Regions from separate parts of the Homo sapiens genome. Here region 2 is linked to region 1. Evidence: chromatin loops called from intact Hi-C (ENCODE). Cell type or tissue: prostate gland. All regions are shown on one strand. Links, peaks and the distances in the headings refer to the core of each region. The heading gives the core; the rest is flanking DNA.

What was found. Hi-C counts contacts between places; a loop is a spot of excess contacts. Peaks named below come from ENCODE experiments on the same cell type or tissue, not always from the same donor. Only the 100,000 strongest peaks of a DNase experiment are listed, where the experiment ranks them.
Region 2: it touches region 1 in a loop (3-fold over the local background); 1 of 110 quality-filtered maps calls a loop at or near these places.

Annotation. Positions count from the first base shown.
Region 1 is chr16:2,699,062-2,707,380 of GRCh38, forward strand. It overlaps KCTD5 (potassium channel tetramerization domain containing 5), which reads left to right. Exons shown (of 6, transcript NM_018992.4): 4 at 760-855; 5 at 3,292-3,417; 6 at 8,237-8,319. The coding sequence ends at 8,266. Among named protein-coding and RNA genes, the nearest start is that of PRSS27, 17 kb to the right of the region's middle. In prostate gland, for the core only: no CTCF peak of the experiment used is centred there; a DNase peak (open chromatin) is centred at 4,520.
Region 2 is chr16:2,360,279-2,368,597 of GRCh38, forward strand. It overlaps the pseudogene ABCA17P. Among named protein-coding and RNA genes, the nearest start is that of ABCA3, 24 kb to the left of the region's middle. RefSeq lists an enhancer at 6,647-6,996. In prostate gland, for the core only: no CTCF peak of the experiment used is centred there; no DNase peak of the experiment used is centred there.

The DNA.
Region 1 (8,319 bases), core at 274-8,273:
CCTTTGTCACTCAGGCATCCCTGGCATGAGTCACCACCTTAAGGTCAGGGACCCAGGACCTCTGAACCCCTTCTCACTGCTGCGTTTCCGTCCAGCCCCGTCTGCAGCCTGAGTCCTCCGTAGTGACTGTCCAGGATGTGGGGCCACCCCGCCCACTGGGGAGCAGCTCCATGCAGGCGGGCGGCCCTGGTGGCTCACCATCACTCCCAGGACCACAGCTGCCTGGAGGGGCACAGCAAGCGTGCCAGGCAGGTGGGGGATTAGGAGGTGGATGGAGTTTTAGGAAGCAGCTCAGCCTTCGGGAGGCCCAAGTCCAGGCTGCCGCGCAAGTTCAAGAGCCTTTTTCTGGTAGCTGGGAGCGAGCTTCGTCTGGCACTGGCTCTCAGGGCCCTGCTTGCCAGAGCCTTTCCCGACCGATGAATTCAGGGCTGCACGGTTGCTGCGTGCGGAGCAGACGTGGACGCTCTCGTGTCGTCATGTCGAGCCACAGGTGCTCTTGGGATTTCAGGAACATGACTCATTTTATTTTGGAACTTAGAAATAGAAATATTTTTGGAGGCGAACGAGGAAGCAGAAAACAGCAGCTGTTCGGGCCGCGTGTTTTGCTTTTGTGGATGTGCTCAGGATTGCTTTGGGCCTCGTGCCCTGTGCTGAGAACTGCAGAGTGGACCTCAGCCTCCCTGGGTCACCTGGGCTGGGGCCACAGGCAGCAGTGGGACATGGGTGGCCCGCCCTTACCTGTGCCCATTGTCCTTGCAGGTGCCTGTGAAGCATGTGTACCGTGTGCTGCAGTGCCAGGAGGAGGAGCTCACGCAGATGGTGTCCACCATGTCCGACGGCTGGAAGTTCGAGCAGGTGAGGGGCCCTGGCCAGCCTGGTGGCAGCCATGCTGCAGCTGAACTTGTGCTCACAATGGCTCAGGGCTCAGTGCTCCTGGAAATGCAGACTTTGCTGCTGGCGTCTTCCTGCAGTTCTGGGGGTGCTCACGGCAGCGACCTGTGCCCTGTTTCCACTGGAGGAGCCTTGGGAGTTCGGGTGGGGTGGGCAGAGGTGTCTCAGGCTCTGCCCCGCACCTTCCCCTCCTCCCTGGCCTGCCTCTTCTTCCCAGCGCTGCGCTTTCTTCGCATCATCTGGCACCTCTGTGTGAGGGAGGGGACTGGCGTCCCCAGAGCCTCCTGGCCAGCCCACTATCCAGCGCAATCCCCGTCCCCCACAGCTCACTCCATCGGAGCATATGGAGGCCCTGACGCCTTTCCCAGGCTGCCTCCCCTTCCCGCCCATGCTGGAAGGTGCTGCCAGGCCCTCGTTGCCTTCTCTCTGGTTTTGGCAAGCTGCGGCGGGTGGGGTCTGATGGGTCTGTGCAGGGCATGCCTTCTTCAGCAGCTTCCACGGAAGCCACCTGAGTGCTGCATGGGCCACTGTGCCATGGCATTGTGGCTTGTCATCGGGGACCTCAGGACACGTGAGGCATGGCCTCTGACCGGGGGGCCCTTGCCCACGACCTGGCTGCCACTGTTCCTGGTGCTAGACAGACACTGAGGGTGGGGACAGTGACCTCACCCAGCCCTCCCTGTCCTGAGTTTCCTCTGTCACTTGCTTCTGTCTGGGGCAGGTTCTGTCCATGGCCCAGTGCGCCTGCCAGGTTGTGGGAGTGACAGGCTCAGCCAGTGTCCCTCTGAATGAAAGCTACCTTTTCCTTGGAGTCTTTCAAAATAATAGATCACATTGTAGGGTACTTGGAGCCCCCCCCCCCTTAAAATGTCACTAAAAACATTTGTGTCCCACCGTCCACCCTGGACCCCTAGGCCGGGGGCCGGGGTGACTCTGGGTCTCTGTGCTGACAGGGCTGCTGACCAGCTGCTTGGTCCCTGCCCTGCACCTCATCAGAATCGTGCCAGAGCCTCCCACGGGAACAGAAATCTTTGCTGCTGGGCGAGCCCCACCTCCCAGTTGTCCCTTGGTGGGGCTGGGGCCCTGGGAAGCCGTGTCAGCAGCTCGGGGTCCGCGAACAGGGCTGTCCCCATGTGGCACCTGTGCTCTTCTGCCACCGTCTTGTGACTTCTGGCTGGGAGGGAACAATGTCTCCTGCCCGTGGTGGGCACCTGCCTCCCGGGGCAGCTTCAGGTCTTCGACCTTAGCACTTCTGGGTGGATTCCAAACCCATTGCAAAGAACGGGTGTCCTCCCCCTTCCTTGATTACGACCTGCTTGGCACGCTTCATCCCTTGGGGACCCCTTCTCCCAGTTCATGTAGGGAAGCCGCTGGGCTGACCAGCTGTCCCGGCTGTGGGGTGGGACCCTGCGGGGTGCTGGGAGGTGGCCAGACCGGACCCAGGGTCCCCAGTGGTCAGCAGGGGATTGCAAGCAGGGCTTGGAAGTGGCTGTGAGGACACAGGGGCTCCGGGGGGCATGGCCGTGAGTGCTCCCAGGGGTACCCTTAGCTGCTTGGGCCCATGCCGGCACCCCTGTGGCCGCCTCACTGGGCTGGGTCCACTGCTGCCCACTGGGTCAGCCGCCAGCTATACAGGAGCAGCAGGTAGCTGCGGGCTGCTCTCCCGGCCGTTGGTCCAACTGCGCAGGTCTTAGAGAGGCCAAAGTGTGAGCCTCGTCCAGCTGCTTTTTGGCTTGGTCATCTGCTGCTGTCATGCTTATTGTGATTTGCGTATTGCCTTTTAATTTTCCCTTTAAAAGCACAGAAGTGCCTGGTGGCCCAGGGTAGCCAGCCATGGGCCAGATGCCTGGCCAGAGAGACAGGTTGGCCCTGGACCTGCATTGGCCTGGCCTGCCTGGTGACCCGGAGGGAGGCAGGTTGGAGTGGCCTAAGGGTGTGGCCAGCAGGCTGCAGCAGACCCGCCCTGGCCGAACTCCTGGACAGCACAGCTCCTCCAGCGGCTTTCGGTCCAGTCAGCTGGTCCCAGGCTCTTCCCTCCAGGTTTTCAGAGCCGCCCTCCACTCTCCTCCCGCTGCCCCCCTCCCTCCGCCCCAGCTCAGGGACCCGTCTGTGCTCCGTCCCCCTGGGGCAGCAGCCCCTTTTGGCCCAGCTGGAAGCGCCAAGGAAAGCTCAGGGTCCTCACAGAGGAAGAGCTCGCCCCATGCCATGCCACGGCGTGGGGTGCCGCCCCGTGTGCTCGTGCAGGTGTTCCGGGGATTTGTTTTCCATCCATTTCCTGAAGCGTCGGCAGTCTTTGCTGTGGCTTTCGCGGTGGCAGGCGCGTCCTGAGGCTGGTCATGTCAGCCTGGCTGGGTCTCTCAGGCTTCACTGGGCTGCGTCTCAGGCTATGTCTCCTTGCAGTTGGTCAGCATCGGCTCCTCTTACAACTATGGGAACGAAGACCAAGCCGAGTTCCTCTGTGTGGTGTCCAAGGAGCTGCACAACACCCCGTACGGTACGGCCAGCGAGCCCAGCGAGAAGGCCAAGGTGAGTGCTGGGCCGGCCCTGGCCTGGGGCAGTCTTGGGTGGGGAAGGCTCTTGCCCTCTCAGACCTTCCTCCTTTTCTGCCATTCTCATCAAGCTCCCGGTGTCCGCCCCTGGTGGCCTTGCTGACTTCTTGGACACACGGTCTCCCGTGGGACAGGTTCTCTCGACACAGGCTCCCAGTAAGCCCCTGCGGCCTCCCAGCCTGCATGCAGAGCTGCTCCTGGAAGGGGCCCCAGGCCTGCTGCAGGGGCCATGCTCTTAGGAATGCCACTGAGGGCTGTGTCTCAGGGGACCCAGGGTCCTCTGTTCCCCGGGCCCAGCCTCTGCTGTGTGAGTGAGGACTTGGGATGCTGAGGCCTGGCTGTCATAGGGGTCTGGGCCATCCCTGAGTGCAGGGACATGGGGGTCCAGTTGTCGTGGTGGGGGTCTGGGCCATCCCTGAGTGCAGGGGTGGGTACCCTGGCTCAGCCACTACGTGGGCCTCATCTTTGTCGAGAGGAGGGTGTCCTGCAGGCCCTGGGATTCTCAGGCTGCACAGAGTAGGCCCTTTGCGGCACCCAGCCTGGCAGCACCGGCGCAGACTCTGCGGGGGCTCAGGCCCTTCTGTTTTCTGCGGGGCAGGCAGCTGGGGTGAAATGCAGGGACCCCTGCCTCGTTTGCTTTCAGGTTGGCCCTGTGGCCCTGCCCACAGGTGACCCATTCTGGTGGCATTTCCTCTAAGCACGTTCTTAAGGTTGAGGCTCCAAGATGGACAAATGCGTCCATCCAAGCAGAATCTGACCTTGGCCTGGGCCAGCTGCACCTGGCAGGACTCCCGGACCTCAGAGCCAGGTGGTGGCTGGAGAGCTCTTGGCTGGGGTCTGCGTGGGTCTGGGAGAGCCTGGGTGGTGGGGCGGGCTCTGTGGGGAGCCAGCCTGGGGCGAAGGCTCGGGGCATTGGCAAAGGGTGTTGAGTGGGTGCCATGAGAGGCCAGAACCGGAAGGCTTTTAACTGGTGGCATTAAACCAGGGACACCTGGGCAACCGCAGACTCTTGGCTGGGGGCCTCTGGCCGGCCACCAGCAGCCCAGGACTGTCCCCGTGAGCCTCTCCGAGTAGGCCTTTGGAGGTATGCCCTTGGGAACAGAGGGGTGGGGCCGCCAAGCATGTCTCTCGGAGGCCTGCGGCCAGCTCACGGCAGCCTTTCCACCTCAGGCGACTGTCCTGGCCCAGAGCCTCCCTCGCTGGCCACCCGTTGTGCTCTTGCTGTGGGCAGAGGCCAGTCCTGCTCCACTGCCGTTCCTCGAGGCCGAGGCAGTGTAGGCTGGGGCAGGCCCTGGTGTGGGACAGCCGGGGTGGAAGCTGGGGTTCCACCGCCAGGCTCGGAGATGCTCTTCCATTTGAGTCTCGGATCTAGGAGGCGACCCCTGGCTCCCTGAGAGCCCCAGCTCAGTCACAAGGAGGCACTTCTCTTCCTCTTGGAGCAATCGTAGGGCTCTTTTCTAAATGGTTTTATTTTTAGAAGTTTTTTATTTCTGAGCTGAGTTTTTATAACCAAGCTCCCCTGGGCTCCTATCCCTCAGGTGGCTTGGCAGCTGCAGAAAGGACACGCTCTGTACTGTGAGGAAGCTCCAGGCATGACCCCAAATCCCTTTGTGGTTGAGAATGTGGCCCTATTTCATTTTCCAAAAATACCTGCTCTGAAGTGGGGCAGCTATGGCGGCTTCTTGATGGGGGTGGTGTCAGCAGTGCCCCAGGAGGCAGAGCTCAGGCCAGAGCCTCAGGAGGCCGTGGGGGATTGCGGGGGCCAGAGCTGGAGGACCGTGATGGGGGCACCCCTGGCTGGGCTGCGCAGGGCCGCATGGGCTGTGGGCCCTCGTCGCTGGTGTCCCTGCAGCATGTGTGGCCTGGCCCTGCTGGGCAGCTGTCCCCCACTTCAGTCAGCGGCGGCGGGAGAGCCTGGGTGGTGGGGCGGGAGGGGTTGCACCTGTAGCAAGTGAAGGCGGTCCACACATGAGCACACCTGCTTCCCACGCCAGTCCCTCAAGAACTTGCTAGAAGGACTCGCAGAGCTCACTGAGAGCGCTTAGACTCAAGGCCGCCATTTATTCCCAAGGAACAGAGAGAGACAGGCTCAGATCAGCAAGGGCGGGCACCTGGGCAGAGGCCGGGGTCTCCCAGTGCCTGGGCGGCTGAGGAGGGGGTTCCTTGGTGGTGTTGGGGCTCCATTGCGTAGCCATGCTCGATGGGTGCATCCACCGCCTGCCCCCGTGGCTGATCCCTCCTGTGACCCAGGGCCCCACCCTCCCTCCTGCAGCAGTGGGGCCAATGCAGTGGGGTCCACAGAGCCCACGCAGCAGAGGCCCTCCTATCAGGCCGAGATCTGTGGGCTAGCGCCGCCTGCCAGGAGTGGGGCCAGAGGCCAGGCGCCTCTGGACAGGGTTCAGCCCCTCAGCACATGGTGGGACAGGACCAGCCCCGGATCGCAAGATGCAGCCGCCTCACACGTGGAGGTTTCCACCTCTGAGATGTGGCAGAGCCCCTGAGCCTGTGTGTCCCCTCGTGGCGTGGCCTCACTGGAAGGTCACCGGGCGTGGGGGTTTGGGCCCGGGGCACCCGCCCACCCGCACTGTCCTGACAGCCTGTCTTCTCCCCCACTGCGCGCTGCACGCCGCCAGAGTGACGACGAGGACCAGGGGCACCCAGGGAGTGGCTCAGATTAAGTGTGAATGTCATGGTGAGCTCCGTGGCCTCCTTGACCCCATGGCCCCAGCTGACCCTTGCCACAGACCCTCCCTGTGTGTCTGTCCCTGCCTGTAGTTGACGAGAGCCGTCCGCACTCCATGCCAGCTGTAGATCCTCAGTAGCACTGTCTTGGTGGTGGGGCTGTTGCTGTGAGGCAGATGCCCAGGGGCAGTGTTGGGGCGTTTGTTGGGATGACTGGAGGGTGCCCGTGCCAGGCCAGGCTGTGGACATCAGTGGTCGTGAACCCAAGAGCCCCTCCTGGGGGCTGGGCAGGGAGTGCCACTCGTGCCGCCAGCCCTAGTGGGTGACCTTCCTGTCTGGCTTAGGCCACAGGCTCAGGGCCAAGGGGTCAGGACCAGTGCGGCAGACAGCAGACCCCTATCTCAGCTGCCAAATCCTGCGGCATCCCTGATGCGCTTAAGCCTCCCAGGCCAGCCGTGTCCTGCAAGCCCCTCAGCCACCCGGGCCTGCCTGCCTGTGGGGGTGTCTGGCCATGGGGTACAGCCTCAAGGGCCCCCTGGTTGGTGTCTGCAGTTGGACCTTCCTGTGGAAGATGGCCTAGGGAGACAGTGTGTCCAGAAAAGATGGGTCTCACCCCAGGCTCTGTCTAGAGTAGCCCGTGCTGCTCCCGGCCTTGGGAGGGCGAAGGACAGCACTTTGGCTGCAGGTCTCCAGGGTGTCTCCTGCCCTCATCAGGAGGGAGCTGTTGGGGCTCCCGGATGCTCAGATGCCACACTGCTCCTGGCCTGTCCGCTGCGCTACTTAGTTTTACACAGGGCTGGTGGGGGCTTGGGGGCTGCACTGTCTCCCCAAGTCAACTCCAGACATCCCAGTAAACTTGGGAATCACCCTGGCCCAGGGAGGGACGTGCTGCCCCTCGCACAGGGGGATGGGCTCCTCCGAGGCACTGGAGAGTGAGTGGGAGCCTCGAGCTAGAAGTGGTCCAGGGCACTGAGCCTGGGGGGCACCCGCCTGGGAACGGCAGAGCTGTTGGGGGGTGGAGTATTGGAGTCAGGCTGAGCAGCTCAGGGGACGTGGCCTCCAGGAGCCTTCGGAACAAGCCTGGGGTGGCATGCACCTCTCACCACTGCCCTCTCTCCGGTCAGTGCGGCATGGCAGTGACCTCTGGGAGGCTGTGCCCGGCGAGGGCGTGGGCGTTGCTGCCCTACCTGGTGTTGGGCAGCCCTCACGTGACACATGGAGACAGCTGTTGTGGGCCACGCACAGTGAGGCTGGCTGGCTCCGAAGCTCTCTGCTCGGGAGCGTGGGGTGATTTCCCCTCCACCTGGTCTCTGGAGCTGCCATGGCTCATTTTGGGAGTTCACCTCAGCAGCATTGGCCAGCGCCTGAGCCTGTCCTCAGGGGAGCCCAGGCCGACTTGGGGGTGGCCTCAGGGGGTTCCTGGACACTGGTGAGGGAAGTGGGGAGGGTACCTTGAGGAAGAGTTTTGAGGAGATTGGAGGGTGGGGAGGGCAGGGGGCCGAGGGGCCGTGGGCTCTGCAGGGCTGACGTGGTACAGATGAGGAGGGGATCCCCGCAGCGTGATCTGCACTTGGGGTAGGGCCCTCTGAGGGCTGGTGGTTGTTCCATGGGGCAGTCGGGAGGGGCCAGCACATGAGGTGGGCTGGCCAGGCTGAGGTGCAGGGCCGAGGGCTTGGGTGAGGGGCATCTCCAGGAGGGTCCGGGCGTCGGGGTGGGGGTGGGGGCTGCAGTGGGCATGGAGGAACAGAGGGAGAGACTTAATTGGGGAGGGGGGACTGGACTGCTGAGGGACCCGCGGGCCGAGTTGCGCTTCATGTCTGAGGCCCAGGACTGAGTGGGCTGAGAGGCCCAAGAGTCAGCGCCTTTGGGTGGGTCTGGGAGGGGCTGCCATGCACAGTGAGCGCTCCCTGTGTGGGGCCTGGAGATGTGCCAGACACCCCGGTGAAGGTCCTGGGCCTGCCAGCTGAGTCCCCAAGACCCTGGCCAGTGCCGCTGGGTTCCCGGGGCTCCCCGAGCTAACCCCAGGCCTGTGGGCTCTGTTTTCTGGAGCAGGCGCCTGGTCAGGGACACCTCCTCAGCCCAAGTCCTCATTTTATGCATTTGGTGTTTTTCAGATTTTGCAAGAACGAGGCTCAAGGATGTGAGGGACACAGTATTGACAGCTGAAGAAATGATTTACGTTTTCCCGAGATGTAAT
Region 2 (8,319 bases), core at 258-8,257, 340 kb before region 1:
ACCTACTGCTTGTAACCAGTTCATTTTGTAACATGTTGCTTTCCTGTGTCATTAAAAAAGAATAAGCCCAGGCCAGGTGACTCACGCCTCTAATCCCAGCACTTTGGGAGGCCAAGGTGGGCAGATCACTTGAGGCCAGGAGTTTGAGATCAGCCTGGCCAACATGGTAAAACCCCATCTCTACCAAAAAATACAAAACTTAGCCAGGCATGGTGGTGGGCACCTGTAATCCCAGCTACTTGGAGGCTGAGGCAGGAGAATCGCTTGAACCTAGGAAGCGGAGGTTGCAGTGAGCCAAGATCGCATCACTGCGCTCCAGCCTGGGTGACAGAGCAAGACTCCGTCTAAAAAAAAAAAAAAAAAAGAAAGATAATAATCCTATATAACTCAAAGAATGGAACTGACGTTAACAGTGAAGAAGACTGTAGGACAATCTTTTAACAGGAATAAGAAAGCTCAGTTTGGGCATGTCAACTTAGATGAAACACATGGAAGTATTAAGCCGGCAGTTGGGTATCTGGATTTAGAGTCAGAGGCAAGGTCTAGGCTGGAGATACAAATTTAGAAGTCACCAGCATATAGATGGATTCAAATCTAAGAGCTGAGTGAGATCACCTAAGGAGAGCACAGACTGAGCCCTGGAGTGCATTTAGAGGTTGGGAAGAGGAGGAAGTATCAGCAAAAAGACTTAGAAGGAATTCCTAGAATGATAGGAGGAAAAGTAGTCCATCACAATGATCTGGAAGCCCCAAAGAAGAAAGTTTTCAAGGACGAAAAAGTAACTCTTAACACTTTTGTGCTATGCATAACATTTTCCCTCATTTGTTTCCTGACTAGTGATGAGCCCTCCTCTTCAGCTAGGAAAATGACGGTGTTCAGAAAGTTAAAACTTCTTCGCTGGAAGGATTTCATCTTAAAGTTGGTATGGTTATCTGTGGGAAGATATAAGTCCTTGGGGGGGATTGAATGTTTAAGTTAAATTGGTTCATAATAACGGGTTAAAGAACAATTAAGAACTTTACATGGAAAGGGGCCCTTTTCTGCAAATGAGTCATGTAATTATTAAAGATGACATCATTGTTACTGATTTCTGGCCATTGGAGTTACAGAAAGGCTAAAAGGAGATGTTTCAAGCTAATTCTTACTCTGTGTTTTTCTTTTTCGTGTGTTTTGCAGGGAGACTGGAAGAAATTAAAGTGTTCTAAATGGAAGAGCATTCACCACATGTGTTCTGTTTTGGGTTGACATTTAGCTTTTGTTTTTATTTTAGAAACGGAAGACTCTGGTAGCAGTCCTTGAAATCTTGATGCCATTGCTATTTTCTGCATTGTATTGTATCTTCGTTTTAGTAGTGCTCCAATAAAAAGACCTGCTACTAGCTGCCATGCAATTGATATCAGTTTGTTGCCAGACTTCTACAATTTTCCTGAAAAATAGATTTCAACTAGTTTATATCCCTTCTATAAGTGAAACATTGAAGGCTGTCACCGAAATGGTGGAACAGATCTTTGATGTTGAGTTTGAAGGTTAGATGTAAATATGGGTAAGGATCGGGAGGACATTTTTATAAAGTACAGTTTGAAGTTTTTCCCCGAGAGTTCTTACAGTAGTGATTCTAAATCTAGTGTCTCCAAATTCTAAAGAGCCTATGAGGTGGTAGTTGGGGGGAAGCTGTCCATGAGATATTTTTATTATTTCAAACAACATATGGAGTCTTGTCTATATATGTCAGAAGGCTTCAAGGCTAATTAAAATGTTAAATGTTAAGTATTTGTTTTTAACTCACTATCATGACACCTATTATCTCATATTAATCCAAAGGTCTGATTGGCAATTATATGTCTCTAATAAAAAATGGAAGGCATTCAGAGAGTCAGAGGGTCTGAAATAGCTTCTAACTTGTTAACTGGTCTCTGCTTCTCCTCTTGTCCCATTCTAATCCAGTCTCCGTGTGGAGGCAGAAAGATCTTCAAAAGCTCAATAGGATCCAGCTAGTCTCTAGCTTAAACCCCTTCAGTGGCTTCCCATTGCCCTGAAAGAAAACCAGCTCTTCTCCAGGTTCTGACCCTGCTTTTTTCCCAGTCTTATCTAGTTTGGCTCTTTATTGTGCTCCCACACACTGGTCATGTTGGTCTTTTACTTCCTAGAAAGCAGCTACATGAGGTTTTCTCCCAATAGGGCCTTTGCAGCAGGTGTTCCTTCTGACAGTGCTTTGCCCTCAGCCTTCCCTGTGCATTGCTCCCTCTTAGTCTTCACGTTTCAGCTGAACTGATGCCTAGGAAAGCAGCTAAATCGGTTTTAGGTTTCTCACCTCTGCCTTATTCTCTGTCACAGAACCCTGTTTTATACTTTCTATCAAAAAGGGAATTTTAATAAATGTTTACATATATATTCACTTTCTTGCTTCTGTGTATTGTCTGCCTTTCTCCACTAGACTCCACCTCCATGAGGGCATAGGAACCATGTCTGTTTTGTTCATCACTGTGCCTGTTGTAGTACCTAGCACATAGTAGGTGCTCAATAAATATTTATTGAATAAATTAATGTAGTTAGGTAGATAGCATTCTTCAAAATATGTAGTTTATAGGAGAAATTTTTCAAAATTACTATAATTGCTCTACATGCTATTGTAAAAGTATTCTAATAATATATAGGGCATAAAGTGAATAGAGATTTTTCCCTCCAAGCTTCAGTGCCACTCAATGGGGATAATAATTTTTTTTTTCTTTTCCTTTTTTTTTTTTTTTGAGATGGACTTTCGCTCTTGTTGCCCAGGCTGGAGTGCAATGGTGAGATCTAGGCTCACTGCAACCTCCGTCTCCCGGGTTCAAGCAATTCTCCTGCCTCAGCCTCCTGAGTAGCTGGGATTACAGGCACCCGCCACCACGCCTGGCTAAGTTTTCTATTTTTAGTACAGATGGGGTTTCACCTTATTGGCCAGGCTGGTCTCAAACTCCTGACCTCAGGTCATCCGCCCGTCTTGGCCTCCCAAAGTGCTGGGATTACAGGCATGAGCCACTGCACCCAGCCTGAGTGAGGATAATTCTTTTAAAAGCTTTCAGTTCCAGGAGTTTGAGACCAGCTTGGGCAACATAGTGAAACCCTGTCTCTACAAAAAATAAAAAATTAACCAGGTATGGTAGTTGATGCTTGTAGACCCAGCTACTTGGGATGCTGAGGTGGGAGGATCTCTTGAACCTACAGTGAGCTATGATTGCACCACTGCACTCCAGCTTGGGTAACAGAACGAGACCCTGTCTCTAAAAAAATAAAAAATAAAAATGCCCTCAGTGGTAAAATGTGGGGAAATCACTGTTTTGAAAGTTGTGCTTCAGCCGGGTGCAGTAGCTCATGTCTGTAATCCCAGCACTTTGGGAGGCCGAGGTGGGCGGGTCACTTGAGGTCAAGAGTTTGTGACCAGCCTGGCCAGCATGGTGAAATTTCATCTCTACTAAAAATACAAAAAAATTAGCCGGGCGTGGTGGCACATACCTGTAGTCCCAGCTCCCTGGGAGGCTGAGGCAGGAGAGTGGCTTGAACCCAGGACGTGGAGATTGCAGTGAGCCGAGATCGTGCCATTGCACTTCAGCCTGGGCGACAGGCCAAGACTCCATCTCAAAAAAAAAAAAGAAAAGAAAGTTGTGCTTCATGCTTGTCTGGTATCCTAAAATACTATGTATTCTAATTCAGTTACCTTATACATATGAGATTATGAAATTTCTTTCTTTCTTTTTTTTTTTTTTTTGAGACAGAATCTCGCTCTGTTGCCCAGGCTGAAGTGCAGTGGCGCCCGTAATCCTAGCACTTTGGGAAGCTGAGGCAGGCGGATTCCCTGAGCTCAGGAGCTCAAGACCAGCCTGGGCAACACGGCAAAACCCTGTCTCTACTAAAAATGCAAAAAATTAGCCGGGCATGGTGGTGCGACTTGTAATCCCAGCTACTTGGGAGGCTGAGGCATGAGAATCACTTGAACTCTGGAGATGGAGGTTGCAGTGAGCCGAGATCAGACAGAGCAAGACTCCATTTCAAAAAAAAAAGAAAAAAAATCTAGATGAAGGAAAGAACCCAAAGAGATCAGTGGAGGCCCTAAACTGCTTTTGATCAAACATTCATCATACTAGGGGAAATCGAATGCTCGTTTTCATAGACTTGTAAGGCACAGAGGGAAAGAAGAAAAAGTTAAGTCCCATTCAAGGTGGGGTGTATATCATGAGACTATCTCCCCTTAAATCTAGGACCCCATATGCTTACATTGTAGTGGTGGTACTTAATGTAAGGTTGTGCTGGATGTAAACATGCCCCCGACTGCCTGAATGTTGCCTTGGAACTGAGCACAGCAGGGAGGGTCCTAGCTCTGAGATTTGTAGCTCAAATTCACATCACTTGGCTGTCAAAAAAAAGGAAGGAAGAAAGAAGGAGAGGAGGGAGAGAGGGAGGGAGGGAGGAAAGATGGAAGGGAGGGAGGGAGGGAGGGGAAGGGAAGAAAGAAGGAAGGGAAGGAGGGGAGGGAGGGAGGAAGGAAGGAAAGAAGGAAGGGCAGAGGGAAGGGAAGAAAGGAAGGAAAGGAAGGAATGAAAGGAAGGAAGGAAAGAAGAAAAGAAAAACCCCTCGAACTGTGAAGTGGGACAGTGGGACTCAGATTGACAGATGCAAATATATATTTTTCCTGGAATAATGTACCCTCCTTCTGTATCTCAAGACTCACCACAAGAGTATCAAGGTCAGTGAGCAAACATACTAGGAAACAGGACACCAAGGATGATTATCACTATGACAACAGACAGCAAAAACAGACCTGGAAAGATTCCAGATAATGGAATTATTAGTCTCGTGTTATAAAATCCCTATGTTTAGCTGGTTTGAAGAAATAAAAGACAACGTAAAAGGATTTATAGGTAGCATGTCATTATAGTCACCTAGCAAATTTGGGGAGAAAAAAGGAACTAGAACTTCTAGAAATGAAAAATAAAATAATCAACATGTAAAACTCAGGCTAGAAACAAGCCTTGAAAGGATAAAAGTGAACTTAAACTTCCTACAAGAACAAAACTCATTCTTTAATGAAAAACCACAAGGCTTGATCCAGGTCTCAGATCATGTGATCAGCACTTAAATTCTCTTCCTTCTTAGCATTACTTTCTTGATGCCCCAAGATAGTTGCTAGCAGTTCTTGGGACTATAGACTTCCCAGTTAAAGTTATGACTTGAAATAATGAGATTCATGTCCCTTAACTTACCTCCCTTATTTTCTGTCTCTCTCTGCTCGTGTATTTGCAGAACGAATGCTGGAGTTAATGGAGCAGTCAGCTGTCGATCTTAAGTCTCCTTAAGTAGAAAGCGGGCAGCTGGGTAGCCTTTGCCTTCACACCAGCCACTCACTGATGGGATTTTTCTCTCTGTAGTTTTAGGCTGTTCTTCAGTGTCTTTGTTTGAACGTTATATAATTGATGATCCCAAAGCTTTCTACATATTGGCAGGAATTGTTTTTGACCACAGCGTCAATGACAGCAATGGATCTTTGCCACTTGCGGTAAGAACATCCTTTCTCTAACAATTGTACTGTGCTGCCGAGACTTGAGCATGTGTTCCTTCTGCAGTCTTGTTGGCTGACCTGCCCCCGGCTTTTCTCTGTGGCAGCTTTGTCATCTTATTTCCAAAGGAGATATGCAAGGGCTCCTGTGTTTCATGTCTTACAACCTAGACTTTGAGGTCCCTTCCAGTTTTCAAATTCTTTAGAAGGCTTGTTGTGAGCAAGCCTTTATCCTGAGGGTACAGGATGGCGTATATTAAACTGCCTGATGACAGATGCAGACTACAAGATCAGCCTCCACAGACTTGCATTCCAGCCCTGCAACTCACCAGCTGTGTAACCTTGGAAAAACATTTCTGGGCCTCGGTGTCCTTATTGTTGTGAGGGCTAAAAGAGTTTTATGCCTATAAAGTGCTTAGAACAAAGCCTGGAACAAAATAACTTTCCAGAAGGATTAGTTATTGTTGTCATTACTAATAATCTTATGGACTTCAGATATGGTATGAGTGTGAGTTTGTTTAAGGAAAAGTTCATGTTGTAAACATGGGAATATTTGGTTTATGTTCTGGGATGGGAAAACCACTCATGTATAGCTTTTGTGTTGTACAGTGTATCTGATGATTAATTGTTGGAAGTTGCATGGGCTATTGGTAGATGGAGAGAGACATGTTAATAAAATAACCAACAATGTTTTTCAAGCATTTATTAATGCTAGGCAACACAGATACCATCTGGTTCAATCCTACTGTAGCCTATGAGGTAGACGTTGTTAATATCCCCATTTTACTCATGAGGAAACTGAGGAATGAAGTTTATGTAATTTGCCCAAGGTGTCAAGGCTATTCAGTAGGAGATTTGGGGTTAGAATCTGGGTGGTCTGGCTCCAGAGCCCTTGCTCTGAACTGTTCTGCAGCACACCATTCCTGAAGGGGGCTCAGGAGCGGCTGTATGTTTCCCAGGCTTGCACCACGGAGAATTTCCAGAGTACACAGGGAAGACCACTGTTGCAGCATGGTCTCCCAGGGGACACCTGCCAGTGTGGGCATCCTTCATCCTGTTACAGCTGACATCAAGCACAGATTTGTTCTGTCCTGTGCCTTTGCTGAGTTTCAGGAGTTCATAACCGAATTTGTTTTCTCTTTGTTCTTCATAGGTTAAGTATCAATTGCGCTTCAGTTACTTTCAGAAGAATTTTATACTGGGGAAGAATATATTTTTTCAAGATGACATAGAAGGCTGGTGCACATCCTTTCTTTACCCTCCCAATCCACGCCAAGAACCCCGGGAATTTCCATTTGCTGTTGGGGGAAGTCCTGGTGAGAAAGCCCCGAAGCTTGTGCGTGTTAAGAGCATGGCCGTGGCTGGGCGCGGTGTCTCATGCCTGTAATCTCAGCACTTTGAGAGGCTGAGGCGGGTGGATCACCTGAGGTAGGGAGTTCGAGACCTGACAAACATGGAGAAACCTCATCTCTACAAAAAATACAAAATTAGCTGGGTGTGGTGGCTCATGCCTGTAATCCCAGCTACTCAGGAGGCTGAGGCAGAATTGCATGAACCTGGGAGGCAGAGGTGGCGGTGCACTGAGACTGGGCCATTGCACTCCAGCCTGGGCAACAAGAGCGAAACTCCGTCTCAAAAAAAAAAAAAGAGCATGGCCACTTTTGTTGTTTTGTTTGTTTTGCTGCCAGCACATAAACTAGCATTTCAGAAGAGGTTGAAGGAGTTACATTTAGAAATGTGACATTCAGTAAACTGCTTACATTCTAGAGCAAGTAAAAACAGTAGTTATGGATTTGATTGTAACAATATTGAATTGTTTGGAGGAAGGATGGAAACATTTTACTGGAACAAGGAGTGCAGGGACCAGTGGGTGGCCAATTTAGCAGTGACATTTGTCATCATGGAGGAAACATGATCTGTGCTTTATGCATGTTTAAGATTTTCTCGGCTTCCCTTTTCCACCTGCAAATACCACTCCTATTTGGTTATTTTATTTTATTTTGAGATGGAGTTTCATTCTTGTTGTCCAGGCTGGAGTGCAATGGCACAATCTCGGCTCACTGCAATCTCTACCTCCCAGGTTCAAGCGATTCTCCTGTCTCAGCCTCCTGAGTAGCTGGGATTACAAGTGCCCACCATCACACCTGGCTAATTTTTTGTGTTTTTAGTAGAGATAGGGTTTCACCATGTTGGCCAGGCTGATCTCGAACTCCTGACCTCAGGTGATCCGCCCACCTCGGCCTCCCAAACTACTGGGATTACAGGCATGAGCCACCACTTTTGGCCCTATTCTATCTTTTTAAACACATGTCCTGTTCAACACGCATGTCATATTGTATGATCTATGTCTAACATGCCTCCATTACAATCTCCACTGACTGTATCCTTTGCATTTCATCCGTCTCATTTAATTTAATGAAGAAGAAACAGAAGATAATCATCCACACTCTTGGGACTCTCTGCATGTCTGTGCAGCTCCAAAGAGTCTGTTCCTGCTTTGGGGGAATCCCTGAACTCTTTCTGGCCTGTTCATTGGCTGATGCTTCACTTTGATTTTATTTACTCTGACTGATGCTTTTAGATCTTGCCTTGATTCTTATTCCATCCTCCCTGCCCCATCTGCAACACTGGTGCAGAATCCCAGTTCCTGTTCTTCAGGCCTCTTGGTCTTGGCTGGCCCTCTCCCTTTCCCTCTCATGAATCTCCCTATCTGCATTTCTAGTCTGGGAAAATCTCCTTTTCCCTGTCTGTCATTCAGGATAAGAGGACAGAAAATTAATGCCAGAAGG